2 separate regions of the Homo sapiens genome follow, and region 1 is linked to region 2. The links are chromatin contacts, found by Hi-C in ENCODE. All regions are on one chromosome and are shown on one strand. Each heading gives the region's core, a stretch centred on a gene start or an enhancer-like site at or near the end of the contact. The rest is flanking DNA. Distances are from core to core; before and after follow the strand shown.

Region 1 (7,285 bases), core at 3,030-5,529, 560 kb after region 2:
TACATTCATATCTTTACATTTAATCTGAAACTTCGGTAACAAGCAGGAGATGGAATAAATGAGTAGCAGACACACTTGACAAAGTCAAAATGCTCTCCTGTCAGTGCCCATATGAACTATTACAATGACAGAAGAGCATTTTAATTTTGTCCAGTTCTTCTTTCTCCTTTTCACTCTGCATTTCTCCTTCTCCAGCTGGCTACGGAAACTTTGATAAAAGATCCAGACTTTAAATGCCCAATATCCTCAAAAAAATGTCAGAGAATGTTTTAAAATCATAGATTTTGAATGACACAGATGAACTTCACTTGCAGCACTGCTGCAGTGGGGAATTTATCATTTTGTTAATTAAGAAGGGTTTTCCAATAGTCACTCCAGAAATTGCCTCTGGAATATCATTAATTAACAATCTTACTTCCACCATGGGAGGGAGGAATGAGGCCGAGCAGCAAAACTCACAAAAGGACTAACTTAAAATACACACACACACACACACACACACGCATTTGAAAAGCACCAGACAAATCTGGAAAAGAGGAGGGGAATGAATTACTTAACACAAATATTATAGGATCAACAGAGCTAACAAAAAATCCAATTCATAGCATTTAAAGCTATCTTAGTTCACAGGCCTTATGCTAGTCCCGAAATAAAGTCAACAATTTAGAAACTCTATCTGAACTAAATAATTTACCATGTTGTTTGGAATTTAAGGGCTTTCCCCCCAACAATGACTGCTTCCTTTCTAGGGAAGAAGAAAACAAGTCTTTTTTCCCCCCAGTTTTCTTATTTGTTGAGTATCCAGGTAACAAACTACTTAAAATCAACCAAACAAAACTTGATAATTGGCCCTATCCCCATGTGAGCCACAGAAGGATGTAACCATGGCAACCTGTCATTTAGAACAGACCATCTCACGTACCTTTCAGAATTTAAGCATATGAGAACTTATCCATTCCCAAGTAGAATTATCATGCCGGGAACATTTTGTTCTTTATTGCAGAGGAAGTATAAAGCCAGACTCTTAAATTGTTCTCAACAAGGTGTTCAGGAGAAAAGGAGGTTCAGTAGCCACGAAAAGATGGAGATACATACACTAATCTAAAGTTCTTTCTGTTGAGGAGTAAACAAGAATAGACTTGAGGAAAGGGCAATCATTAAAGCCGTGGTGACTGTAGCAGAATAGCTTGGTGAAACCTAAGTTTTCAAAGTAAGAATCTTTTCCAATGAGGAAAACAGCAGCTGACTGACACAAACACAGACCCTCCTTGATTTTAAAGGAGTTTGATCTTCATAGTCACTTTTAGCACACCAGAAAGTATTATTTCCCTCACATTTTTGCTGGTTGTTTTTTTTTTTTTTTTTTTTTTTTTTTTTTGGCAATCAAGACCTACAATAAGACTTTACCTCTCTGGATTTCATAATACAGGAAACTTTTTTTTTTGTTACTTTTTTTTTGTTGTTGTTAGTATTTAGTGACAGGGCTCAAACTGGCTGGGAATGTTCTGATAGACTCTTAATCTTCAGGTGTCTCAAACTGAACATAAAAGAGTTTGAAAAGTATTTCTTATTGAGATGACCAAGTCGCTTTTCTTTAACCATCAAAATGGTAATCATGATTAAAATCTGTGATCAATTTTAATTGTAGCAATGAAATGACAACCAACTTCTCCATTTCCACTAGAAAAATTTTAGAGAGTAAGAACATAAAAAGAGAACCTAGTGTCGGAACATCTCAAATTGTAAGGCTAGCCAGAATGAAGTAAGTTTTGTTAGAGCCAGGTGTATTCTCTTTGTAGTCTCTACATCAAGGGGCTATAATGGGTGTCTGAAGAAAAATCACGGGTTGATTTTATCCTTTATATTTAACATGCTGTCAAATTTATATTTCCACATTACTGCAATATGGGGATCACTGGGAACTGTGACTAACACTTTTGTCTATGTACAATAGTGTGGCATCTATAATAATTCTCTAACTCCTATTCACATCAACAAATGTGTATTGAGAACATACTCTGTGAAAGATACGCTGAAAAGAGTGGTGGGGCATGCCAAGAAGCAGTAGGTGATTTACCTAGAAGCTAATGTAAATTTAGGGCTCTTCCCCTAAATGACTCCCTTGCAAGAACCTAGCAGGGATGCTAGCAGTTTTTAAATTCATAGTTATTATTTTCCATTAAAAACACTTCCACAATTGCATGATCTTTAGGCTCCACAAAATCTAAATGGGCTGCCCTATCATCTCCCACTAAAGTTTAGTGGAAGCATCTGAAAACTTAGCACCATTTTTCTGTTTGAAAGTGTTGCAAGAACCACAATGAGGAGCCAATTGACAATGCTGCTAGAAGTTTGGAGACTTAAGGGAGAGAAAGAACGTGACCTAGGCAGCACTGTAAATATTGTGATGAAACGTAATAATTTAATGAGGTCTGTTTTACCATTTTGGACATCTATATTTAAGATTATTTTTAATATGTGAAAGTTCTTAACATTAATTTAAACCATTTGGAATTTTTTTTGCTACCAAATATATGGAGTCTAAAGTAAAAGAATATAAGTGGAACAATATATAATTTGTCTAATACATAGACAAGTATAATGTATTTGTTGACAAAATACATTAGTATTTTATGTTGGGCAGTATGTACAAATTTTACGTACATCAAACTCATAATGAACCTATGAGATAGGTACCATGATTATTTCTGTTTCACAGAGGAACCTGAGGAATGGAGAGATTAAATAATTTTCTGATAATTATATGACTTGTAATCATTTAAAATCTCATCAGAAAAAAAACTGTTTAGCTATAATAAAAACAAGAACTCTTTCGGGATCTTGATTTGGAATTCTAAATCAGTAACACCTCCCTTGAAAGCAATTTAGCAATATCATTTTTTAACTAAAATTTTCATACCTTTGACCCCAAATTTTATTTCTAGGAGATTAACATAAAGAAATCATCTAAAATTAGACAAAGATGTATATATATAAATGTTCTCTTTAGCATCATGTATAGTAAGAAATAATGAGGAATTAAAATTAAAGATACGTTATTATATCGGAATGGTGAGCAAATATATATGTTAGAGTGAAATACAGCCATTACAAGTTTTGTTTTACATTTTGCCTAATATTATAATATAAAATCATTGAACATATAAAAATGCATATTTTTAAAAAGACTGGAAAAATATGTTAAAACGGTAATAATTGCTTGAGATTATGGCCATACAGGTGGGAAAGTTCTATATGCAGCTGAAGGTATGAAGTTGGAACTGGGTAGTAAGTAAGACGTATCTGAAACTCAATATAATGATGAAATCATGAAAATAATGATGAAAGTCAAAGTAAATCATTCAGGATTAGATGAGATGGTAGTATGCTTTTTTTTTTTCCAACGTTGTGAAGATTCCCTGGACTTTTGAAATCTTCTAAGTTTGTGTTGCATTTATAATAAAATGATTTTAAAATGGGGGATCGGCCGGGCGTGGTGGCTCATGCCTGTAATCCTGGCACTTTGGAAGGCCGAGGTGGGTGGATCACTTGAGATCAGGAGTTTGAGACAAGCCTGGCCAACATGGTAAAACCCCATCTCTACTAAAAATACAAAATTTAACCAGGGATGGTGGAGTGGCGCCTATAATCCCAGCTACTCGGGAGGCTAAGCAGGAGAATCACTTGAACTCCAGAGGTGGAGGTTGCAGTGAGATGAGATCGCACCACTGCACTCCAACCTGGGCAACAGAGTGAGACTCTGCCTCAAAATAAACAAATAAATAACAACAAATGAGGGCATTGAAAACTGAAGATGTTGAAGAAGGATTTCAGGTTCTTAAAATATCAATGAGATTCATATGAGAAAAGAGGGTGAGGGCAATCCAGGGCCAGTAGCAGAATGAGTAAAAGCTTGCAGTAGCAAATGTGCAAGTTGCATCTGTGAGCAAATGTCCGAATTTCATGAAATTCAGGATTCCCTATATAAAGATAGAAAATAAATTTTATCTATTTGTGTAAATCCAATTATTGTGGCATTTTATGCCATCTTTGGAGTCTAAATCTTATCCAGTAATAATCATGGGTCCATATAGGCTTTTGAGCCAAAGACTAGCATGTAAAACCGGCCTTGCAGGAAGATAGATGGAGTAGCAGTAGGTAGAAGACACAGGAGCCATAGAAGACTGAGAGAAGTAGCACTCTGCCATAGTTTTCAACACATATGATGATTAATTTTGAAACTACAGTAGTTAATGCATGATGTTGAATGTACAGCCCACCATCATGGTCTGGCAAAGAATGTAAGACTCCAGAGAAACAACTGGATTTGATGCAAATAAATGTATGAAATGAAAATGATGAAAGAAGAATAAGCATTTTGGAGACTCTGAGTTCCAGTGAATTGAATGGTATCATCTACTTTTAAAATAAATAAATAAATAAATAAATAAATAAATAAATAAATAAAGGCAGCGGAGAGAGAGAGAGAGAGAGAAAGTCACAGCTTATTTGAGATGAAAATGATCTCAAATTTTAATATGTTTAGTTTGAGGAGATAGTGCACAAAGGGAGTAAGTCCCAAAAGCAGCTGAGATATATAGAATTTTGAAGCTGGGGTAAACGAAACAAAAGTTTCTCTTATGACTCAAACGAACTCGCTGAGCCAGGAAAAGGAGAAAAAACAAAAAAAAACAATCAACTTTGCCTGGTACCATCAGAGGGTGTTAGCAGTTACTCATTTTAAGTGTCACTTTGCAAACAGACTTAAACCAACCTTTTGGAACCTAACCAAAGCATAAATAGAAGAAGTTCTGTAAAGAGGAGGGCTATCAACATGGAAGTGAAAGTCAAAACCATGAGTCACAGTTGATTCAGGGAAAGCATACAAAAGAGAAAGAGAAATGGCCAAGAATTAAACTCTGGGAACATTCACAGATAAGAAAAATATAAGGAAGAATTTAATTTCAAAATACAGTTTCTTTAACTACCCAAAACTCAGAGACATGAGGCCAAATTTGGTCAGATCAAATGTGGAAAACCCACACTGAAACACTGGAAAGAAAAAGCCGGAGAAAAACCAAAACAAATCTTTTAAATCAGAATTTGGAGTACGTTGTTTACTGGAAATCAAGAAACTCTCAAAATCAACCAGTATATGACTGTATGTCACAGAAGAAATTTATTACTAAAACAAAAATTCTCTGGGGAAAATAAAAAGCAGATACATTTTAGTTTCAAATTCAATTACAAAGATATTAAGACTAAAAAATATATTTACCTGTGGAGTAGCCCAATTAGCTGAATTAACCTGTAATATTAAATTTGAAATGATTATATTTTTCTTCAAAAATCACATATGTAAATAAAAATACATTAAAAATAATAAATAAGTCCAAAGTTTAAATGCTTTTATATGTATTTTTTTCAGATGGTAAATATAGTGAACTGCTTTCTCTGTAAATGTTCCTCCTCTATCCATCATGTCAGAAAGATCCACTATACTCTTTCTCATAGACTCTCACATTTATGGATTCTCAAGAACAATTTCACTTTCACTGGAATTAAAGCAAGTATGTTCTTTTTCCTGATGGCCAAATCCCAAGAGATTTAGTTAAATTGAAGTTGGGCAAAGGTACTAAGTCTCAAGAGCACTTATTGGGAATCTGTGGGTGTGTCTTGTCACCAGGGTTACAGTAAAACATGTTTCCAAGCTTGGAGGTAAGCAAAAGTGGCTCTAAAAACAATTATAAGTTTTAAACTTGCTTTAATGTGGTAACCAAAAAGAGTAAGGCTACTTTAACGTATTTTTATTTGAATTTAACAATTGCCCACATTTTTCTGTACTTTTTTCAAATCATATTTTCAAGAAATAAAGCAATGAAGATAAATTTAAAGTCCTTCATATCTACCTCCACCCCACTTTCACTCTTTTCCTCCCTAAAGGCAAACTTCAGAAACTAAATAAATATTCAGCCTCACCAGTAACCAGGGAAGTACAAATTAAAACCATGAGATACCATTTCACATGCATCAGATTGCCCAGCATTTATAAAGCCTGACAATGTCAGGCTCTGGTGAGTCTGTGAGAAAACAGGGATCCTCTATCCATATGATGGGAATATAAACTTGGAACTATCACTTTGGGGATAAATTTGCCAGTATCTTGTAAATGTAGAATGTGTTTACTCAATGGCAGGGCAATTCCACAGATAGATTGAGAAAATATTCTTTCCTTCTTCTGGGCATATAGAAGGATTAAACTCCTAGTCCCCATGTCTTTGGGTGGGACTAGTTCTAGCCAATAATTTACAGTCAAACAATGTTGTCATGTGTTGCTGGATATGTAATTGCCAGTGTAAGACTCTCAAGCTCCATCTTGCCTTGTGAAGATGATCTTGGAAGCATATGCTAATGTGTAGGGGACACAAAATCAAGTCAGCCTCAGAATGCTGAGCCACATACATGGTCAGGAGCTGTCCTCAAGGATCATCTGAACCTGTTAACAGATTTTATGTGAGAAAGATAAAAAATTTCTCTTGTGTTAGGCCACTGAGGTTTGGAGGTTGCTTCCTATGGCAGCAAAACTAGCTTATCCCAGCAAATACATAAATTTACACACCAGACAAAAATTCTTACTCATATACACAAGAAGACACAGGCACAAATGCATCCTTTATAATAAAAGAAAATTGAAGAATGTTTCAGTTTATGAGTAGTGCAGTTAATTGTGGTATACTTTTATGTTTTCAACCAAAAACATAAAATAATTTATGTGTATATGGATTAATCCTGAAACAAATTTTTGAGACAAACAAGTTGACATATGATATGCACAATACAGTAATGCTAGAAAATAAGCTCTATTAGCACAGGATATTGTTTCAGTAACTACCATATTCCCACTGTTTAGAACAGTTCCTGGCAGGTGACAGCAATAACTCAATAAATATCTTTTAAGTGAATAAATTATTATTTTGCAATGTTTAGAAATGTAGTATATACTATATAATACCTAGGGATCATATATGTAATAAACATTTATGAAACATGCTGGAACTTCATTTTATTAGTTCATTTTAAGTCCCACAGAGTAATTATAAGGGTAACTCCATTGACTTGTAAACCCCAAATTAAGCTTTCCTTGTATTAGGACATTCTGATTTGACATTTGCTGTTGACATTACTTCAGAGCCAGTCTCCTCACTAGTAAAGGACTGAAACAGTATCTACTGCACAATATTCTTGTGAGGATGAAATTAGATGGTATGATCAGAGTGCTCAGAAC
Region 2 (7,400 bases), core at 486-2,985:
AGAAATAAGTAATAAGTGATTAAAATAGAATTTAGGCTTGTGAACTAATAAAAAAAAGTAATAAAAATCATAAAACAGAGAAAGAAAGGAATGAAGGATAAAAGAAATAGAGTCCTTTGGAATCATAAAATGTCTTGCAAACGTCATCAAGTAGAATAGATTAGCAACAATACCAATTGAAATGGATTGACCTCTTACTACATTCTAGGCACCTTCACTTTCCAAAGCTTTTTCATTTATCCTCAAATAACCTTCTGAGGAAGGTGAAATACCATTTCTACCCTCATTCTATAAGGTAAAAATAAAGCCCAGGGAGGTAAAATGAAACTTTCCCAATATTACAGTGAAATAGCAATTCCAATGCAAGCCTATGAAAGAGCTAGGACTATACTTTAAAGCATTCATATGCTCCATAAGATTTACCTCAGTAAAAACTATTTTCTCCTTATTTTTTACTTATATATAAAGCTACACCCACATAAAATACTTTTTATTAGCATTTACTTACTACTTCTCAATCTTAAAACGGAGGCAAATGTATATGAAATGTCTAGGACAAGGTTTAAATTTTAAACTTTTAAGAATATGTTCCTGAAATGTTCACCATTTAGCTAAACTCTAGTTACTTTTCTATCTTCACACAAACCCGCAACGAAGATCTAGTATCTTGATCAATCCAAGTGAAAGGAAAAACTTTTATTTTTCAATGTGTCTCTCTTATTTCCTAATTGCAATTAAAAAATTGTCTATCTAAGTTTAGTTGTGACTTTCAAACTTGGATTTTAAAATAGAAAAGGGAACTATAACACTCTTCCTAGTGTTAAGTCTGACAGTTTAGGTGTGTTGTCATTAGTGGAGTAAGTAAACAAACTCTGACTTTATCTAGCCCAGGTTGTTTTACACCTAACTGATTTTATTAATGAGATCTTGTTCAGCCCCTCCAGTGTGTTGGCTAGAACACTGAGCTGGATGGCCTGTGTTTTATTTAGATCAGCACATTTTGTGGCTATGGGATGGTTAACACACTTCCTTGGGGTTCTGGGTGGTGGAAGCAAGTAAAATTTTACTAGGTGGCCTTAGAGGGAACCCGTGGTTTTATACTACTTCCAGGAGAGGAAGAGCAACAGGGAGCGACTTGATCCTGCTGGAGACATTGTCCAAGGGTGCGTTAACAGGAAAGGATGTCCAGGACAGAGCTGGCCAATTCTGCTAGAGGCCAGCTGACATTCATGTGGTTTATCTAGATCATCCCTATGAATGTCACTGAGGAAACAGTGTTTAACTTCTTAAAATATCTCCTACAAAACTAAAAGGAAATTGCACCAAGTATGGCATCTGGGAGTGAGGTACACAGCTGCCAAAGACAGGAAATCTAAAGTAAAGCTGCCTCCCCCAACCATTAGATTCCTTTAAAAATAATTCAGATTCTATGATAATCTAAATGAATACAGTCAGAGAGATTCTGAATTTCATTGTTTTCTAAGCAGTCTAAGCTAATGTGTCTCAGATTTTCCATTGGTGGTTGGTGTGATGATGCAAATAGAAGGAACAGGTTGGTGATTTGTATTAAAAAAAGACGTAGAACAACTTCCAATTGGTTACAATTTACAGTTGGCCAAGGAGTAAACACAACTTCTAGACTTGCCAGCCTTCTCAAATTGGCCATTTTTATCTCTCTTCCTGCGCTAGTTGCTCAAAGCCATATCCAAAAGTACCCTGACACAAAACCACTGAAGGGTGTGGTCTCTGCTTGTCCTGGGCAATGAACAGGGAAGCTATTTATGTCTAGGGCATCTCTATTCAGTGACTCATGTTTCGACTGGAAAATTGGCCACAGCTTTCTAGCAGCTCTTTCCTGCCAGCTCTCCTGGCATGCTACCCAATGCTTCCACTGCCCCACCCTCTCTCTCCTTGCCCAGTCTGCTTTTATATTCCTGAAGCCCCCACTTAATAATAGTCATTGTTCCATGTTAACCTTGAGGATCTGGGAGAAAGGACAATGAAGGGCATAGCTGTATGCTGTAATGAGCATTTGGCGCTATAGCAGGTGGAAAAGGCTTTGGGGATCTGGGCAGATTAGGAGGAGAGGGGGCTCTAGCAGATGTTGAAGCAAGATGATGTATTGCTGCTCACTCTGGGATTCAGACAATACCAGTGCAAAAGTAGAATAGGGAAAAGGGGAAAAAATTGATCCCTTCTGAAACAAACTGCACTAGAAACCAGACACACTTGAAAGTGAGCATTTAAGAGACAAATTTGTTGCCAGGCCCTGGGTTTTCTCCTGCCTTTTCTTTCTCTCTCTCTCTGTCTCTCTCTTTCTCTCTCACTTTCTCTTTTCTGATAGCATATCAATTGCCAAATTGTCCTTTTAATTAGATTGTTAACTACATCCAGGGCTGGACATATTTCCTATCAGTTTAAGGTTCTTATTAATATGACTTTTTTGCACCAAAAAAAAAATAGCAGTGGATGGATCAAGAATTTCATTTTCATTTTAGCCTTATCTGAGAACCAGGAAGCCATGTTAAGCAAAGGCAAATGCCATTTAAATGATGATTAGTTCACCATTTGAAGAAATATATATTTAAAGCTGTCCTTTTGCACTGAGCTAGGCAATTAAATAACAAAAATGTTGACATTAACAAATGCTTCATTCACTTTATAAAGAATAATACAAATAAACCTTAATCTTAATAGGTTTGTGATATTTTCAGTTCTGATTTTTAATATTTATTGCAATATGTTTTGTAAAATTCTAAAAATAAAGATAGATGAATTACCTACTGTAAGATATGGTTTGCACAATTATTCATATATATGCATTCACACACATGTATATAATACATTCTGGGTGTGGAATGAAAGCCAAAATCCAAGTATTCATCAAATGTAGACAAAAAAAAATCACAATCCTTAAATGTTGATAACACTGAAAACAATTGTGGACAAACATATTTCAGAGAGTGGTATATATGAAGGTTTGGATTGTCAAAAATTAGTCCTAGGAATTTTAGCTTCCCTTTTCCTCAGCACTCAATACATTTACTCTACCACATCAATTTGAATAAAAACAGGAACAAAATCTATTGATATTTCACCCATAAGAAAGACATTAGAAGCTAGAGATTGTAACCTATAACTTTTATCTACTTGGCTACATTGTCTATGACTAGATTTACTTAGAGACCATCTTTATGATAGGAAAAAATGATAGAGCAAATAGAGAAATAATGATGAGAAGAATTTTCCTCTTTCTAGTAACAGTTAATTGACTAGAAAGCCTGTTTGTGCTCATCATATATTATTTAGATTTTATTTAAACAGTAGCAGTTAAGTCGAGTACTACTATTTACATTGTCATAAATCTGATTTGAATAAAGTTTCATAGATTTTGTGTCTGCACTGCCATATCTACAAAGCAGTAAAAGGCACTAGCTGGGTAGGTAGTTATCAAGAATGACAAATATCCTAAAGTTGTTAAATCTCCCATTCTGAGGAGTTGAAGTGGGAAATGGAGAGATTATTCAACTCTATCAACATCTGATACAGTAATTTGACTTACTTAATCATTATGTCTCATCTTCCATTATTAATTTAAACAATTTTGGAATTTATGTATTCACGAATCAGACTTGTGTGATAGTAAATACGCATTAAAAATAGTATTTTGTGGAATATTTCAGAACTTGTACTTTTTACCATTTGTTCTTAGGCAGGTAGAATCAAGTAGTTCACTAAGGCTTGAATAATAGAGGGTAAACCTCCTAGTTCTAAGATGTCTGATATCTGCTCTGTAAAAAAATAAAATAAAATCACCCAAATTTCACTACAATAAAACAAGAGCCATTTTATTATGCTCAAACAATCCATGGGTCAGAACAAGGCAGAGTGGATATGGCTTATTCTATTATCATGCTCTATGTCTGCAGCATTAATTGAGGAAACTCAAATGATGGAGATTACCAGTGTTGCTGGGGTGTGGAATGAGCTAGAAGCTCGTTCATTCACATAAATGTTGCCTGGTTGGAATACCTCCAAATCTGAACTCAGCTTTGACTGTCAATGGAGTGCAGCTTGTGACCTCTCCATGTAGTTTGAGCCTTTCAAAAAATGAAGTGTGGCTACCTACAACCAACTGATTTTCAAAAAGTCAACAAAAATATGAAGTGGAAAAAGGACACTCTATTCAGTAAATGGTACTGAAACAATTAAATAGCCATATGCAGAAAAATGAAACTGGACCCCTATCCTTTACCATATATAAAATTAACTCAAGATTAATAAAGACTTATATGCAAGACCTGAAACTATAAAAATCTTATAGGAAAAACTCTTCCAGACTCTGGCATAAGCAAAGATTTTATGACCAAGACCTCAAAAGCAAATGCAACAAAAAGAAAAATAGACAAATGGGTCTTAATTAAAGAGCTTCTGCACAGCAAGAAAAAATAATAATAATAATAAACAGAGTAAACAAACAACTTACAAAATGGGAAAAAATATTTGCAAACTATGTGTCTGACACAGAACTAACATCCGGAATCCAGAAGCAACTCAAAACAACTCAAGAAGAAAAAAACAATCCCATTTAGAAGTGGACAAAGGAAATGGACAGACACTTCTCAGAAGACATACAGGTGGCCAACAAACATGAAAAAATGCCCAATATCACTAATCATCAGAGAAATGAAAATCAAAACCACAATGAGATGCCATCACACACCAGTCAGAATGGCTGTTATTAAAAAGTTAAAAAGCCACAGATATCGGTGAGGATGTGTAGAAAAGGGAATGCTTATACACCGTTGGTGGGAATGTAAATTAGTACAACCCTTACAGAAAAAAATATGGAGATTTCTCAAATAACTAAAAATTGAACTACCATTCCACCCAGCAATTTCACTACCGTGTATCTACCCAAAGGAAATCATTATATCAAAAAGACACCTGCACTTGTATGTTTATGACAGCAGTATCTGCAATAGCAAAGTCATGGAATCATATAAGTGTCCATCAACAAATGACTGGATGAAGAAAATGTAGTATATAAACCCCATGGAATACTCTGCAGCCATAAAAAGAATAAAATCATGTCTTTTGCAACAACATGATTGAAACTGAAGGCCATTGCCTTAAGTGAAATAACTCAGAAATAGAAAGTCAAATATCACATGTTCTCACCTATAAGTGAGAGCTAAACAGTGGATATACATGGACATAGAGGGTGGAATAATAGACACTGAGTATTTCAAAAGCGGGGAGTGTGGGAGAGAGGTGAGGGTTGAAAAATTACCTACTGGGTATAATGTTTACTATTTAGGTGATGGGTACACTAGAAGCCCAAGCCTCACCATCATGCAATATATCCATGTGACAAACCTGCACATGTACCTCCTGAATCTATAAAATTAAAATTAAAAATGATATATGAGATCTAAAAGAGAGTAGCTGGAAAGGAAATATCCAGAGGGTGATCTGTCTATGAGACCAAGGAAGAAGCTGCAAGGCTCCTTCTGACCTGGCCTCAAAATTCATATGTCATCCTTCCAGCCTCATTTTATTGATTTCAGGAGAGCCACTAAGGCCAGCACAGGTTCAAGAGAGAGACTCCACAACTTGATCAGGGAGTGGCAAGGTCATATTGCAGAGGAGCCTGTAAGATATGGTATAGGAGTTTCAGCTGTCTTTGGAAAATGCAATGTGCAAGTTGTCTTTCTCACAACATATATTTATCAGGTTTTTAATTAAATTTTTAAGCCATAATTTATGTAAAAATCTGAGGATAAAAAATGTGCATATAAATGTAATAAACAAGTCTAAATATCTGTATATTTCTAAAGCACTGGTAGCTGGCTATGGTACTAAAAATGTATTCTCTGAAATCTGATAAATCAGTTTGAATCCCAGTTTTGCCACTCATTAGATGTAGGCATGGATAACTTTCTAAAATCATTGAAGCCTGATTTTTCGTTTACAAAATGGAGATGAAAATAATACACACTTCACACAATTATTAAGATAGAGTGATATATTGCATTTAAACCATACAACTATCAGGCTATCCAAAAATGTCCGTTGTCTATATGGGTGTAGGCTTTGTCTGTGATGATGAAATAGGAATGCAGACATTTCTACAGATAAATCAATAAAAGTATTGAATTGGTATAATTCATGACAAATGTTCTAAAGTAGTACAATGCTTTATTTTAATACTTAATATTAAAATTGCAATGTCAATTTTTCTGAGATTTATTGAAGCCTTTAGTAGTATGATGAATCTTCAAATCATGTAGTTCTGTGTATACAGACTACATTTATTGTCCCATCCAGAGCTATTAAGTCAATATTCATCTGTTTAATGACTATTGTTTAAGCCAGGCCCTAGTGATACACTGACAATCAAGGCAGTCTTTAAAAAAACAAAAACAACAACAAAACAAAAGCAAAAAACCGAGTTTATAAATTGTGAGAAGAAGAATTAACTCTTCTATATGGGAATGGGTATTAATTCTGTTATATAGGAATGATTAGGAGGGATTAAGATGAAGGGGCTAACAGATATAAGAAAACTCATTCACTCATCACTAGATATTTAAGTGAGTGACCATTATAATGCAGACTATGTGGTAGACAATAGAATATAAAGATGATCAAGGCACAATCCCTACTTTAAAGGAGTTCGCCTATGAGGAAAACTGATACATTGAAAGATAATTCTAAAGCAAAATTTTAGTCAATAATAACTTAATTGTACATTTTAAAATAATTTAAAGAGTGTAATTGGATTGTTTGTAAATCAAAGGATAAATGCCTGAGGGGATGGATACCTCATACCTCCATGATGTGTTAATTTCACACTGCATTCCTGTATGAAAACATCTCATGTACTCCATAAATATATATATCTACTATGTACCCACAAAAATTATAAAGAAATAAATAAGTAAAAATAGTAGTGTGCCCAAGTCAGGTTATGTGGTGAAGGCTTCCTGTAAGAGGTGATGCGGAAATTTGGTATCCAGCACGATTATGAAGTAATTTGATGAAATCAAGTAGGAGAGAGGAGTGGGGGGAAAAGGTCATAAAACTTTCTTTCTTTGAAGGTTTCCTCTGAAATTGTGCTACTTGTCTGCATAAACATGATAGAGTATGTGGTGGACATTTTGCCCAGATCATGAAGTTTTACCCAGGTCATCTTCCAGAGAAGTACTCTTGTCCAGATACTGGGTATGCTATTGACAGGTAACCTTTAGCCATCAGCCCCTTCTAGAAATTGCCTCAGCTAGGCAGAGTCACCTCATCCAAGGTCAGTCATGGAAAGCCAACATCCATGACTGATGAGGGCTTGTGTATAAAGACTTGGCCATTTTTGCCCACATGAGGGAACACTGAAGGGCCAT

Evidence for each region. Hi-C counts contacts between places; a loop is a spot of excess contacts on that map. Pooled maps may share reads with other maps.
Region 1: a map with no recorded cell type shows a loop between it and region 2 (2.6-fold over the local background). The contact joins two enhancer-like sites. A Hi-C loop is called at or near these places in 5 of 37 single-sample maps with no recorded cell type and 3 of 50 pooled maps.

Annotation. Positions count from the first base shown.
Region 1 is chr5:90,016,557-90,023,841 of GRCh38, forward strand. MIR3660 (microRNA 3660) reads right to left here and starts at 164; the gene lies at 65-164. Within about 2 kb of position 4,280, at least 7 of the 41 ENCODE cell types and tissues checked have a DNase peak (open chromatin) inside an H3K27ac peak, as active enhancers do.
Region 2 is chr5:89,456,401-89,463,800 of GRCh38, forward strand. All of the region lies in intron 8 of MEF2C-AS1 (MEF2C antisense RNA 1), which reads left to right. Among named protein-coding and RNA genes, the nearest start is that of LINC02161, 120 kb to the right of the region's middle. Within about 2 kb of position 1,736, at least 8 of the 41 ENCODE cell types and tissues checked have a DNase peak (open chromatin) inside an H3K27ac peak, as active enhancers do.